2 separate regions of the Homo sapiens genome follow, and region 1 is linked to region 2. The links are chromatin loops, found by intact Hi-C in ENCODE. Cell type or tissue: mammary epithelial cell. All regions are shown on one strand.

Region 1 (2,500 bases), 150 kb before region 2:
GCAGCCAATGCCTTAAAGATTTTTAGAAATAATTAAAGACAGCATTAATGAACATATGGACAGTCTGGCTGAAGATGCCACCTTGCATAAAGGTGGCCCAAACCTTGTCAACTTTGCTCTGTTTTAACAGTTTTACATTTATTTAAAGTCTTAAGAGTTTGTGACACTTTTTGATTAAGTGTGATTAATATGAAGAGTGAAATAACTTCTGTAAATATAAGAAATCATTTTTTAACTCTTAGCTAATTCAATGGGATAAATAAAATAGTGAGCTTGATTTCTTTAACTTAAAGCAGTTATAAGGGATTAAAAGTGCCAAAAAATTTTTTAAAATACTATTGGGTTATGAACTCTTTTAGTGACTTTTATGTCTTTTTCCCTTGAAACCTTCACATTTTCTTTAATGACATCTGTTATTTTTATTATCACAAAAAAAGATAGAGAAAAGCAAAATGACAAAAGATATTATACAACTGGGTTTTATATCTTAAGATAATAAACACATTCTAATTATCACCTAAGGACTGATCCTCTGTAGGTATGCTTTCTATTTTACCAATCTGAACTTGCGGAAATTAAAACTTTTTTTGGAAATGGCTTAAATTTAAACAAAACATCATGTTAGCCTCAAGGCAGGATGTTGTTGTTAAAGATTAGTTTAGAAACACTGATCTCTGTGTATTGCTGCATTTCATCAATATTTTTTACTTAAGACAGTCTGACAGGGATGTTGTCCTTGGGTTTGAATGAACATGGAAAGATTTTGTATGTGTTTTTTGTTGTCTGCTTTATATATATATAATCACTCATAATGTATAAAATATTCATAACCAGTTAAAATATACGGAAATTTTGAAAAATTAGGCAAGTTATCTTTGCTCTCCTTATCTGCAAAATAAAGAGAGGGTTTCTAAAGTTCTTTGAGCTGTGGAATTCTCCTTCTCTGGGAACTCAACCCAGTAGCTAGCTCTAGGAGGAAGTTGAGAAAAATGCTATTCTCAAGAGTAGCCACATGGTGGTGGAATGATTCCTCACAAAAATGGTATTCAGCTTCCCTGAAAGCAAAATGATTACATCCCAAAATTGAGTTATTCAAGGATCTCAGGAGACATGTGACGAAAGAGAGGAGGCAGCTCTGCGTGCTTCTGGGTCCCAGTGAAAATAGAAACATAATGTTCCTGTACACAAAGTAGTTAGAACTCTACCAAAGGCAATTCATGCAACTTTATTTCCCTTCTGACCTCGTGTTTGAAAGATATTTTTGAGTATTAAACTGTATATTTGTAATGAAATAAAGACCCTCATTTACTGTGTGCCTCTGCAATCTGTATTCCTTTAGCCTCAGTCAGCTATTTCTTGGCCTTGCATCGCCTCTAGCTGTGCCCTAATTCTTCTCCTTTCGTTTTCAGCTAAGTAAACTGTATTCATGACTGTAATTCATTTACACTTCAACACATCACGGTTCGGAGCCTAGACTCACTTCTAAAGGTCACCAATGAACTTTGTATTGCGAAACCCAAGGATGCTTTCTCAGTCCGTATCTTACGCCCTATCTTAAAACCCTCTGGTTTAGTTTCTTGACTCCAATCTGTCCTGGCATTCCTCTTGCTTCTTTGAGTGATTTCTTTCTTGTCTTTTGGGGCTCTTCCTCTTCTGTGTGTCCAGTAACTACAATAACCCAGGTTTCTAACATTACCCCAAAGTCTCCATTTCTTTACATACTTTGCTTGAGGAATTTCATCCTTGTCATTGTTTCATTTATAACTGGAATGACAACTAATGTCAAACTTAATCTTTACCCTAGAACTCATATGTAATCTTTAGCTTGATATGTCCCAGAAGAATCTCAAACTCAACATACCTGGAACTGTCTTCATTGTTGTTCTCTGTTCACCAATGGTTCCTTTATTTCTAGCTTAATTACTGGCATAACCATCTTGTTGCCCAAACCAGAGATTAAATAATTATGTAAGACTTCTCATTGTCCTGGGCCTTCTACATCTAGGCAATCAGCAAGGTCTAATGGTTTTAGCTCATAACTATTTTTTAAATCTGTTTTCAGGCTCATCCCCAATAACGATTTCCTTACTTAGGTCCTTGTCCTCTCCTTGGAACATCGCAATCTGTAGTTTCCTTTCTCCTGACTTGCTTCCCTTAAATCTGGTCTCTACAACGTAAGGAGCATACTTTTTCTAAAAGCAAAACCCAATCATTTAACCTCCTTGTGTAAACATTTTTAATGGTTCTTCATCATTTACAGATTAGAGTACAAAGTTCTTAATATAGTTTACAAAACCCCAAATGCCTGGCTTAGTCTCTCCAGTCACTTCCCATCTCATCTCTCACCAGTTCTTGTTTCACAACATTATAGTCTAGTGCTACCAGGCTTCTAGTTCCTCACCTCCTTCCCACTGTTTATGTCTCTGCATTCATTTATTTTGTTCCCTTTGTCTCAAATTTCTTTCCCACTTTTGTCTTGGTAGCTCTTGCTCATCTTTAA
Region 2 (2,500 bases):
CTTCCCTGGTGCCCAGGGCAGGGCAAACAAAAACCCTAATTTCCAAATAGATTACTTTGATTACACAGTGGTTGAGTCAGAACAATGGGCACTATGAAGGCTCCTCAGCTTTGTGGTGATCAGAAAGGAAAAGATGAATAATTGTGATGAGGTCACCAAGGGTTTCTCCTCCAAAACAAAATGTCTATTAATTCTGTCTCTTCCCCAGGCCACTGCCAGATCCCAATGCACTACCATTGAGCAGCCCAGAGAGTTAGTCTTTATTCATTTTTCATAGCTTCCTTTAGTTCCCTTTCTCTATTTTCTGCTTTCCCAAGGATAGATTACATTTTCTTGTACTACTTTAAAATTACATATTCTATTTTTTCTTGTAGAATCAATACTTATGTGCCTATATCCCTATTGGTTTCTTAATGTATCAATTCTCTTATCTTGCTATTAAAAATACTATGTTTTGTCTCCATATTCATGTATTCATGTTGTCTAAGTTTTTCTTCTGGATCAAATATTTCCCTTTTTGTTTTTCTTTGGTTCTAGATTTTTTAAAAAAGAGAACAATAAAATTCACCAAGGTATTTGATTACCCTTATTTTCTCATCTCAAGCAACTCTTGGATATGTTTCTTTTAGTTAGAACTTCCTCTAAAACCATATTCAGTATAGTATCTCTATGAGGCAAACCTGAGGCTTTCTAAGCCTAAGAATTTTTTTTATCAAGCCCTCTTTTTAAATGAAAATGCTACTGGATATAAAATTTTAAGTCCAAAACTATTTTTCCTCAATATTTTGAAATAGAATTTTATTATCTTTTTGCATCTAGTATTGCTACTGATAAGTCTGCCCACTCCCACGGAGGGAACTTATGCTCTTCTCTTGGAACATGATATATCCAGGGCCCCCATCCCCTCAAACAAATTGGGCTGCGAGCACAACCCGTGTCACTAGCTTGTTCAGCCCAAGCTTTGCTCTCACACAAATCCCTCCACATACTTTACATGCCAATTTCGACTTTAGCTAGGTACTGTCTTAGGCTCTAGGAATGTGAAAGCTTTAACCTTGTCAGAACAAGCTCAGGTGAAAGAAACTGATGGGCCGAGCCTGCTGATATGATGCCAGAAAGCAGTGTATGGTTCACATCCAATCCACTGTGGCAAAGCTAGTGTGCACATGCTAATAGAGACAGTTGCAGCTAAGAGAAATATTTGGCTTCTAGTTCAGTTTTCTCCCTCAAGCAAATCTCAAGACTCAGGCAGGGTGATAAACAAAAAACACCAATACTTTCTGGAATGTCTTTTTTCCCTTCCAGTAAGACTATCTGGACCTTAAACAAGGGAATGCAGATGGTGTGACACAGGTCAATGCCTATGATAAACAACTTAAATAGTAAGAAGTCCTATAAATATAGCCAAACTGCTATTCATTCATTCATTCATTCCTCCATTCATCCATTTATCCATTCATTAAAATCCTCCTCAAGCTCTTGCTATATGTCAAGTCCTGTGCTGACTGGACACCGGGAATTAAAAGAGAGCTTACCTGTAGGGAGTTGACTGAATGGTGGGGGAAATAGAAGTAGTCAAGAGTCTCACAGATAAATGCAAGATTTTACTTAGGAGGAGTGCTCTGAAAGATAAAGTATTGTGCTCTTCAAACATAAAAGAGGAGTGTGACCTGGTTGGAGGTTGGGGGAGAAGGTCAGGGAAGGTCGCCTTGTGGAGGTGAGGACTGAACTGCGATTTGAAGGATGAGGAGGAATTAAATACACAAAGACAAAGGGAGAACAGTGTTCTAGGCAGAGGTTAAAGCATATGAAAAGAATTTGTGGCAGGAGAGGTGGTAAGGATTCAACGGGACACAGAGAAGGCCACTGTGGCCAAAGCACAGAACTCACCAGGGAGCACAGTAGGACACAAGGGTGGAGAAGTAGGTTGGGGCCAGAATGTGTGGGGCCTCCGAGGCCATGCTGGGGATTTTGGTCTTTAGCCTGTGGGCATGGGAAAGCCTGGAGGTTTTTCAAGCCTGGATATAAAGTCATATGACCAATGTTGCATGTGGAAATTTTTTTTGGCTTTAACATGGAGGATGTGTTACTGTGGGAAAGGACCACCAAGTACAGCAGCTGTGTAACATTTCCAGGAATTAGGAACATGTAATCATGTGTTTGCGTGGAATAAAGTTTTCTAGCATGTGCCAGTCTAGCCTACTTTGGAATATTATCAGCAGTCTGCCTATGTGCAGCAGCACAAAGAAAATTTCCTTTCTCTACTTAACATTTTTAAAATTTGCAAGCTTATAATTATGTTGATTTTTAGATCAATCTAATTGCAAGTAAAACTCTGAGTATGCCTTTTTAAAATATGTTGCATGTGGTTGATCATGTGAAAACTGATGGCATTGTTTCTGATGATTCCCTGATGTGGTGTTTCTCAACTTGTTAAAACATAAACTCCTGATTTTAGTGTGGGGCCCAATAATTTGCCTTTTAAGAAGTTCACAAGCGA

What was found. Peaks named below come from ENCODE experiments on the same cell type or tissue, not always from the same donor. Only the 100,000 strongest peaks of a DNase experiment are listed, where the experiment ranks them.
Region 1: it touches region 2 in a loop (7-fold over the local background); 7 of 110 quality-filtered maps call a loop at or near these places.

What each region holds. Positions count from the first base shown.
Region 1 is chr1:172,825,179-172,827,678 of GRCh38, forward strand. It overlaps LOC105371618 (a long non-coding RNA gene), which reads right to left. Exons shown (of 3, transcript XR_007066734.1): 3 at 1-11. Among named protein-coding and RNA genes, the nearest start is that of FASLG, 170 kb to the left of the region's middle. In mammary epithelial cell, a CTCF peak has its summit at 1,013; a DNase peak (open chromatin) is centred at 1,063.
Region 2 is chr1:172,970,376-172,972,875 of GRCh38, forward strand. No RefSeq gene overlaps it. Among named protein-coding and RNA genes, the nearest start is that of TNFSF18, 79 kb to the right of the region's middle. In mammary epithelial cell, no CTCF peak of the experiment used is centred here; DNase peaks (open chromatin) are centred at 96 and 1,086; H3K27ac peaks cover 2,153 bases.